2 separate regions of the Homo sapiens genome follow, and region 1 is linked to region 2. A link is a loop called in an ENCODE intact Hi-C map of the cell type or tissue named here. Cell type or tissue: ascending aorta. All regions are shown on one strand.

Evidence for each region. A loop is a pair of places that touch in the nucleus more often than their neighbours do. Peaks named below come from ENCODE experiments on the same cell type or tissue, not always from the same donor. Only the 100,000 strongest peaks of a DNase experiment are listed, where the experiment ranks them.
Region 1: it touches region 2 in a loop (5-fold over the local background); 2 of 110 quality-filtered maps call a loop at or near these places.

Annotation. Positions count from the first base shown.
Region 1 is chr11:125,374,007-125,379,006 of GRCh38, forward strand. All of the region lies in intron 5 of PKNOX2 (PBX/knotted 1 homeobox 2), which reads left to right. Among named protein-coding and RNA genes, the nearest start is that of PKNOX2-AS1, 110 kb to the left of the region's middle. In ascending aorta, no CTCF peak of the experiment used is centred here; DNase peaks (open chromatin) are centred at 223, 2,285 and 3,021; H3K4me3 peaks cover 606 bases; H3K27ac peaks cover 3,414 bases.
Region 2 is chr11:126,111,349-126,116,348 of GRCh38, forward strand. No RefSeq gene overlaps it. Among named protein-coding and RNA genes, the nearest start is that of CDON, 51 kb to the left of the region's middle. In ascending aorta, CTCF peaks have their summits at 2,337 (motif pointing left) and 4,793 (motif pointing left); DNase peaks (open chromatin) are centred at 1,403, 2,423, 3,953, 4,873 and 1 weaker place; H3K4me3 peaks cover 307 bases; H3K27ac peaks cover 4,753 bases.

The sequences.
Region 1 (5,000 bases), 740 kb before region 2:
AGACAGATAGGCTGGGTCCTGTGTGACTGTCCTCTGTAGCAGCCGCCTGGTCAGGACCCTGGGAACTGGAACTTCCTAATGAAGTGTCTTTGAGAGAACTCTTCCACCCTGTGACCAAAGAGTGTTCTGGCTCCAGTGAAGTTGACCCTGGGGCTTAACCCTCTGCCTTCCCTGGCATTAGGCTTGGTCATTCCTGGAATGTGCTGGGTGAGGTGGCCTGAGAATGGTGTGGGAGACATGCAGCCATTCCAAGCAGAGAAGTTAGGACCGGATGCTTCGTGCCAGGGCCTCTGGACTACTAGGTGCTGTGGGCAGATGTTCCAGGCTGTGTCCTTGGCTGGGCTTTGTGGGATGGGGGTTCTTCTGGTGGATAGTCCCTGCTTTTTGAAGCAGCTGGGTTCACTGGCACCTGAGGTAACATCTCAGCTGCTGACTATAGTCAGGGGGGTGATCCTGCTGGAGCTATAATCTGAAAAGTGAAACCATGCTCAGATTTCCTCTGTACCAGGCAAAGCCTATTCCCTGCCCTTTCTATGGCATCATAAGGCCTCCCGCACCAAGCCCAGCCTTGCAACTGATGCTGACAGGCCCAGAGGCTGCAGCTGTCTTGCTCAGGGAGCAGGTGTGCTCAGGAGTGGTTGGTCGTGCTGCTTCCACGGCTCACCTCCCTGACCTAGGTAGAGCTCCATCATCCAGGGTCCCCGCCAAGACCAAAGATCCAGGAGTCCTGAAATCTGATGACTTTTATCCTCACAAGGTTATGTTAGGATTCAATGAGATAACCAATGCTAACAGCTGGCAGTGCTTGGCACACAGAAGGCTCTTGGTGAATGGTATCTACATTCATGAAGAAGGACTGCACCGGGTCTGTCCCCCTTACAAGAAGGAAGACAACCAGCAATTGGGCCTCCTGCTAGTGCAAATGACATGGGGTGGGGTGGGGTGGGGTGGGAGGAGAACAGAAAGCTGGGGCCATGAAGGTTCATATGGCCAGTGGCTTCTCACCGGGCCTGAGCTAAGCCAGCTTCCCTGTCTTTTAACCATAGTGCCACTTTCTGCTTTTCCCAGGCACTGATCCATTTCATGGTTGAGTGGGAAGAACCTGAACTGAAAATTTAGTCTGCATTCTGACTCTATCATCGGGCAAATCTTTAACTTCTTTAGATAAGCTTTCCTACCCCACAGGGTAGGCATCAAACGAGGAGAGGAGAGATCTGTAAAAATGTTAAGGCCTCTCCAAACACACACAAGTATTATTACAAGAGGAGGTTCTTTTGGAAACTCACCGGATAAAGCAGAGATTCTCTCATACAGCAACAGTCTCGTGGCTCCCAGGGTAATCCTGGCAGCTCAGTGCTTGGACCCCAGGATGTGTATGACTCAAGAACAGTAGAGAAAAGGGGGAAGGCAGATGAAGTGAGTTCAGTAACTGCTCACAAGTAGTACATGGGAGAGAGGGGAGAGCACACGATTTGGAGTTTGAATACCTGGATTTTAAATCTCAACTCAGTTACTGCATAGCCTGATGCGGTCATTTAACCACACAGCACATCTGTTTGCTAATGAGTGAAATGAGAATGAGAAGCCCGTTGGGGTATCAAAATGCAATAAGCACATATAAGAGCACTTTACAAAGTGCCACTGAGTGTGTGTGGGTGTGTGTTTAGTCCTTGACTGTGACCAAGACAACGTGGTTAGGGCTCACCTCCTCACAGCATCTCTTCCCCTTGAAGTTCTTTCTCTAGGGGGACTGGCTGAATTTCTGGTGACTTGGCTGGAATCACTGATCGCCTTTCACTAGCTGCCTAATTTCAGGAAGGACACTTGTCTTTTCTCTTTTGTTTATAACTTTTATTTTCAGTTCGGGGTGCAGGAGCAGGTTTGTTATATAGGTAAACTCGTGTCATGGGGTCTGTCGCACTTCTCTTTTCACTGCCAGAGTCACCTCGCCTTGTTCTGAAGGGGCTGGACGCGACATCCCCACCAGGTCTCATGTATCAGGCTCTTTGTATTTTTGCCCTCGCAGAGCAGTTTTAACTTTCACTGTGTTGAGATTTCACATAGATGCGTTTAATGTGCCGGGAGGAGTGTGTGCGTGCATGTGTCTGAAGGGAGGAGGGCTGAGTAGACTGCGACCTGCCCTGGGCCCCACACTTGCCGGGAATGGACCTGTCCACCCACCTGGGGGAGGAGAGCTGGGCTGGAGCCCAGGAGCTCTGACAGATGCAGCTCCAATTTAGCAACTCGAAGAAGTCCTCTCCAAGGCAACCCAGGCGAACACACCGCCCACTGGGCAGGACTAAAAATACACCCGCATGGTTTCAACGTCACACCTGAAGTAAAAATACATCCAACCAGGGGCCGCTGGCTCGCTCCCACCCCCCTCTGTTCTCTCCATCTGGTGCTTTCAAGGGGAGGAGAAGCAGAGGGCTGGACAAGCACCTTCCTCCCTACTCCCTCCCCTCCCTCTAAGACCTCACCACCCTCTCTGCAGGCAGCCCCCAGCAGAGCCCCAAAGAAGGCAGGTCCTTTCGTAGCAACTGTGACTAGAAGCTGCCAGATGGCAAAATCTGTTCCAAGTCCCCCTAGTATGGATGGATTCTGAGCCTGAAAGAACTTGAGGATTGTGTCTCAAAACCTTCATTCCAATAGTCATTGCTTACTCCACTCATTCATTCACTGATTCCCATTCACTGATTCGTCAAAAATGTATTGATCCTCTGCTGTGTGCCATATACTGTGCCTAACCCTTGGGAGTTCAGAGAGAGAGAAAATGTGGTCACCGACTGGAGGAGCCCACCATGCCATGAGGAAGACAGTCCTGTGCACAAACGACTGTGCTTAGTAGAGTTTAAGAAGTGTCATAAAATAAATAAAAATAAATTTCTATTGGCAGTCCTTTTTCGGTTAAAAGAAAACGAGGTTCGAAGTTCTGATAAATTGTAAGATGCCTCTCCCTCCTCTTTCTGGGCCTCTATTTGAATTGGCATGTGGGTTTGTTTTCCCAGCCAAATGAGTCAGTGGAGATGGGAATATAAATTTATTGGAGTAGATGGTGTCAGTGTTGCCCTGAATTTAAAAAGTGCCCACGCACCGTTCCAGGGAAATGGAGCAGGCATTAATTGATAGTTTACTAAGTGCCAGACACTCTCCATGTTTCTTCATTTAATTCTTACAGGAACCTGCATGGGAGGTGTTGTCCTTAATGAAAGAGGACACTGAGGCTCCAAAAATTCAGTAACTTACCCAAAGTGTAGCTTATTTCAGACCACCCAGCTTCCCACCCTAAATTGTGAGTGAGGTCAAGGAAGAAACCCCTAGCATTTGCTGTGAGGGCTCGGAGGAGGCGATGGTTTCTCTTGCTGGAGAGACCCATGAGGGGAGCCTGCACAGAAGGCATGTTGGCCTGGATGCTGAGGTCGTTGGAGGGGACATGAAGAGACACAGGAGCAGGGAATTCAGGTGGAAGGAGCAGCAGGAAGAAAGTCATGGGCACACGAGAGCAAAGGGCAAAGATGGGCACAGGAAGGCACAGAAGTTTGCTTTCCACGGGCTGCTGAAGGACAGTAGTGACCATTCCAGGGACCAGGGTCCGCCTGCCCTCTCCTTCCAGCCACCACCTTTCTCTGCTGAGTCCTTTTACAGGGTTGTCCAATCTTTTGGCTTCCTTGAGCCACATTGGAAGAAGAATTGGCTTGAGCCACACATAAAATACACTAATACTAACAATAGCTGATGAGCAAAAACAAACAAACAAAACAACAAAACAACAACAAAAACGCAAAAGAAAAAATCTCATAATGTTTTAAGAAAGTTTACGAATTTGCGTTGGGTCACATTTAAAGCCGTTCTAGGCTCCATGCCACCCATGGGCCGCGGGCTGGACAAGCTTGATCTAGGAGAGATACTGAAAAGGGTCTGAGGCCACATGATGAAGAGCCTGGAGCGCCCATCTGCGAGCGCTGGCTTCATTTCACCATCATCCAGGAGAAAATTTACTGCCCTCCTCTGAAAGGGCACTTGTTGTGGACCATCTGCGGTAAACAGATGCCCCAGGAAGGGGTTAGGGGTCTGTTTGGGAAAGTAGTTTCTAGGCTATTCTCTGGTTCTGAGATCCCAGTGGTGTCTGGCCTGGGCACTAAGAAATAAAGGCTCAGAACGCCAGTCCTCAGGCAGAGTTTCTGGAAAGGCGAACTTTTAGCTACTTGACAACCACTCACTGTGTGCCGGTAGGGCATAGGTTGGTAGCCAGAGCGCCACCGATCCCTGCGTGCCCCACCTCACCCCACCCCACCGGCCAACAGCCTTGTGTCCTCTGAGCAGTGGGACCCTGACCAGGCCTCTGGTCCTGCTGGCCCATGCCTGAAGATGTCCACCAAAAAATCTTGTTCTCCCATGCCTTCCACCTCTGGATCATCCATCCTTGGCCCAACAGGAAGAGACAGAGGCTCTGTCTCCCCTGTCCCCATTGGAAGAAGCAGCAGGGGTTCAGGGATGGGGTGGGCACTGACCCTGGGCTTCCCTCTTCCCACCCCCAAGAGGGTGAGAATGGCTGTAAGGAAGGTGCGGAAGGAGCCGGGGGGCTCCAAGGTCAGTCACAGGAAAGGAGGTGGATGGCCCAGGCAGGCAGCCACACACTTGGCTGGACCCATAATTGAGGTCTGCAGTCCTGGCCAAGGTCACAAGGGAAGGGATGGCTGAGAGGCTTAGAAGGGACAGAGTGGCATGACTGTGAATCACAAAGTTTATCACCCAGAAAGAGAACTCAGCATTCACATCTCCCCTTGCCGGTGACCACCCTCGCCCCCGCTCATGGCTGGTGCTGTTTCTGTCTGCATATCCACTCTCTGGCTCCCTTGTGTTTTGCATCTTCGCCTCTCTGAAGCTCTGTATTTTTGCATTCTTTCTAACTTCTTTTCTGTCTCTGCTTCTGTTTCTACTCCTCCCCTAAGAAGGAAGAAATGTTTGTTTTTTTTTTTTAAACCCAGGTGGTCCAAAAA
Region 2 (5,000 bases):
AATTGGACCTCCTTGGAATGATGCTGACCCAAAAGAAGGCTGATTTGCAGCACCCTCTGGGCTGCTGGCCCCGGGGCCGGTCCTCTCAGGGCCCAGCATGATGGCTGCCTCGCCCCAGCTCTCCTGTCTCACTCCAGACTCCCTCATGCCTTGGAGCTGAGCCTGCAGGAGCTGTGGCCAGGGCAGGTTCTGGACCCTACTCCACCTCCCTAGCCCCTCCTCTCTCCTCCAAGCAGTCCCGCAGTGGGTGCCAGCCCTGCCTGGGGCTCTGGCTGCATGACAATTTCCAGGCCTACCTTGCGTGGGGACTGGGGATTGGGCATGATAAGAAACAGCACATGACAGATGTAGAGGTTGGGAAGGTGGCCTGGGAAGGCCTCTGCAGTGTGGATGCAGAAAACTTGAAGCAGAGTGGCTGGCAACTGCCCAGTCCTGGGCTTCCCAGAATGAAGGGAAGCCAGACCTGGGGGTGGAGAGAGGGGCCAGAAGATGCCCTCATCTCCCATGGAGTCGCCTGTCTGCTCGCGGTGCTTTTTCCAAGCTGCTGGCACAGCTCCCTCGCAGGCTATTATTGTCAACACCCTCCCTGTTGCCTGGTGTCCCCATGGAGGGACACTGCCATTGGCCATGTCTTTGCCACACCCTGTCCTTGCCACATCCCAGAGACCTGGGAGAAAGGACTGGGGATTTGAGGTCCCCAGGCAGCCCATAATGCCGAGAGACCTCACTGCCCCTTAGCTGTCAAGCTCCTCTCTCCTTGGCTTCTCTTCTGTGAATTTGAGACCCCTCTCTGCCATTCTACCTATGTCTTCTCCAAAAGCCTAGGGAAGGAAGGATCTGAGTGATGGAGACCCCTCACTCCCACACACAGGAAACATCAGGATGAGAAGCCCACATCTCTCCTCACTGGTGTCTCCCAAACCCACCTTCTCAAGGGATCTTTAGCCCCCAGCCTAGCAGTAGGTAGCATGGGCTCATTTTGAACCATGAGCCCAGAGCCGGGCTGAGCCCTTTCTCCACTGAAGGCCAATCTCTTGCCTATCCCCTGCCACACAAGTTTCCCATCCATTCTGGAACACCCTTAGTCACAGACTGTCTGTGTGGACTAAGGGGAGGCTTAGGGTGGCAGTAGCTGGACACTGTCTATACCTATGTCACCGAGGGATGCAGGGGCAGCTATTTCCTGGAAGAAGAAAACAGAGAAGCCCAGAGACAGGCGGCGGGGAGACAGAGGCGGAGACCAAAAGCAGCATGACAGAGAGACAGGAGCTGGGGGAAGCAGAGAGGGCCAAATTGACACCACATGGCTGCCGCGCCAGACCCCAGGGCCCAGCAAACAGGCTTCATGCTGTCAGTTGCCATGGTGACAAACATGCAGGAAATATCCAAGATAACTAGAATAGTGGCAATAACATGTGTTCTGGATAAAACCTTCCGCGGCCCCACCCCCTCCAGTGTATTCGTTGCATTACTCAGGATAAACTTGGCTTTTGCACATTCACCTTCCCCGAGAGGCTGGGGCTGCGGGTCCTCGGGTTGTCGGGTGAAAGGCACGGCTGCCCTTGGGAAACGAGTGGACCTGAGGCAGATTTTTGCTCAGGAAAAAAAAGGTGTATTTTGTGCCTCTCACCTCACTCCTGCCTCTCCGAGTCTGGATTTGGGCACCCATATCCTTCTGCTCTGGAACGCGAAGGCCAAGAAGAGTCTGAATTCCTGTTTGAGGTCACATAGCAGGTCTGAGGACAGAGGGGACATCCTGGGAGGTCCTTCAGGAGCCCACAAAGCATCCCAAGGGAGTTCAAGATCCATCAAGAAGCCAAAGCTAACGTGAGGGCGCCTGAGGCCGTGTGCAAAGCTGGACACCCTGGCAGTGCCGGTGCCTCTGCTGGGGCAACACTGCCTCCACTCCCGAAGCAAGGGCAAGGTATCCCGGGGGAAGAGGCAGAGAAGGGAGGGAGGAACAGGGGCGCTTTGGGGCAGGTGACTCTGAGAAAAGGAAGAAAAGGACAAGTTTGGCCTGGTATTCACACAGAAAAGTGACTCCCACACCTGAGAGAATGGAAGGAAGTAAGGGGGACATCTCAGAAGAGAGCAGAGCCTCCTAGAAAGCACCCCCTATTCCCCCAGCTCCTAAAGATTGACAGAGGGTTGGGGGGGGCGGGCGTGCCAAAGTCACCACTAAAGGCCCAGCTGGAAGCCAGCCAAGACAGTTGGTGCCCACCAGACTGTTTGGATTCCCCCTGCACTCTCTGGGTTGCTGGCAGAAAAGATTCCGTGGAAAGGACGCGAGATTTCAAGTCCTGCCACCTACTGCCTGTACAACCTCAGTGAGGCCGGTGACTTCCCAGGGCTTCCATCCTCTGCTGGGTGGAGCTAACACTAACTTATCTCTCCAGGCTGCTAGGCGGAGTAAATGCCACAGGGCACGTGGGAGCACTTGGCACATTGTAAAGCTCTGTGTCCAAGCTGTTGAATGCTGTTGTGACTCAGGCAGAGAGCAGCAGGCAGGCCAGGGAGAGGTTGCAGGCAAAGGTTCATGTGAGGAGACTCTGGTTTTTCTAATGACACTACACCCAGATTTTCCGATCTAAACAACCAGCTTCAGTTGTGATTTCCCATGTTGGAAAGTTTCTGGAAAATGATCCATGATAGAAATGGGTTTGGGAATGGTCCACCTGGACACAGTGGCCCTTACTTGGCTTGGAGCATTCCCCTTGGGAATGCCAGAACCAATTCGTGGCCTAGTGGGACAAAGGGAGCCGTTCTACCCAATGACCCTTGCTCCTGACCCTCTTCAGTGACCACAATCCCAGCCAGCACCCCTCCACCCCCCACCACCAATCGGGAGCATGAGCCAGGTCTGGAAGCGGCCCTTAAATGACCTTTTAGACCCAAGTGAGGTTTCCCAGCTCCCTTGGGAATCTAGGGATCTTACAAACTGAGATGAAACCAGATTAGCTTCCATTTTTGCTGTTGGGAAGAGTGAAATTCACCCCACTCATCCCAAGTTCAAAGCCTTACTTTGGTACCATGTTGCAAGGAATGTGGATGGAGGTGAGACAGAGACAGGTAGGGAAAGCAAGAAATGGCTCAAGCCTTGGTGCTCAGCTTCCCCAGTAACTGCCAAGTGTAGGGAGGGACTGGCTCAGGGAATCCTGTTCCCCAAACCCAGGACCAAGACAAGACCACTGGAGGAGCAAGGAGCTGTCAGCCCCTCACAGGTGGCACACCAGCTGGGCATGCAGGGGAAAAGGCAGACCGAGGCTGGGCCCAGGACCTCCACCATCCTGGCTCCGGGGGAGGACAGCAGGAGGCCTGGTCGGCAGAACACCACCCACCACCTCCCCAGCTGGCTGCCTTCTCTGTATCTGGTTTCACTCTCTCCACACTTATTTGCCACACCAGCAGAAGAGGCAGCTTCAGTGGCAGAAGTCTGGGTGTGTGTGGTGGGGGTGGGGGATGATGGGGGCAGAGGTGGGTGGTGGAGTGATGGGGTAGAAGGAGGACCCAGACAATCCCAGTTGCTTCTCCAAACACTATCAGGAAAGTTCAGAGCAAATAAGAGCTCTAGATGGCTGGAGCCCAGAGGAGGGCCTAGTGCCTGCCTGCACCCTGTCTTCACAATTCCCTAGGGTGTTTGAGAGAAGCAGAGGCAAACTGTCCATTACAGAAAAGCCTTAACCTGAGAAGGGGGAACCCGGTCTCCCTTCCCTACTCCATAGCCCCAGCTGGGACTCCAGCCCAAGCGCCGTGGAAGGTGTGGGCAGAATACAGAGGCACAAAATCTGCCCCAAAGACTTCGGGGTATGGTGTTTCATGGTCCCAGGGTAGGGACATAGTGCCGGCAGCCACTTTTTTTCTGTTTGCCAAGGAGCTTTCTCCCTGGGGATTAACAGGGCCTTCCTGCCACCCCATCTGGCTGGTACAGGAGCCAGAACACCACCCCTGGCTGCCAGCCAGCCTGTGTCGGGGGAGCCAGGGCTCTCTCAGAGACTTACAGACGTGGTGCTGGGGCCTTAGGGCAGGAAGAGGGAGGCAGAGGCCTCTGGGGCCACCCAGCTGGGAAGTCCTGACCCTGAAATTCAGCCAGTCCCTACCTCTGGCCTGTGGCTGAGGGTGGACAGGGAGTCAGGAGGGTCTCTGTTTTGCCTTCCTCCTCTCTCTCTCTCTCTCTCTCTCTGTCTCTCACTCTCTCCTGAAGATAGGGAATATATAACCAATCTATAACCTGGAAGACTGAGGACAGGAGACTAGGAGGCAGTGGACTTCAGTCTTGGTAAGATGTGATCGCCCGTTGGAAAGGCCAAGCCTAACTAAGGGTGGACAAGCTCTTGGACAGGGTAGGAATGGGACTGAGAACCCACTGTCTCCTCCTCATACCACTGCCCACATTTTATCCACTTTCTCTCAGGGACCCCCGAGACCCCGTAGCCAGGAACCCTCCCCCAGCCCCATGAAGGGAAGGAGGGCCCACTGCCCTGTGGGGTAATGAGCAGCTCCACCCTGCTTGGGAGGAGGGTCAGTGAGAGAGCCGCTGGCACATCAAAGAAGGCAGGGCCTGTGTCCCGGAAGGCAGCTCTCAACAGCCAGCAGCACCCATAGAATGGGACCACGCCAGACGGCCCCCAAGACCAATTCTCATCTCACGCTATGTGCCCCCCACCAAACGGCTGTAGCCTGCACTTGTCTGTCCGATCACCCTTCCCTGCACTGTGCTGAGTAAACAAACACAGCACTCAGGCAGCCCTCTGCTGGCAAACACGTCTGACTTAGCAACCGCTCCTAGAATAAATAAACACCACACGCTTACACACACTCAGACACACTTGCTCGTGCTCTTTCCTGGAACCGGGGACTGCTCCCTGTCCCACGTGCGGCTCCCACTGGGCCCCAGCCTCAAACAGGCTACATCAGAGTAGTGCCTGAGACTGTCACCCTTTGCCTGGGTGTGGGGATGAGCTGGGGCCTCAGGTGCACAGAGACCTGGACCCAGGCTTGGA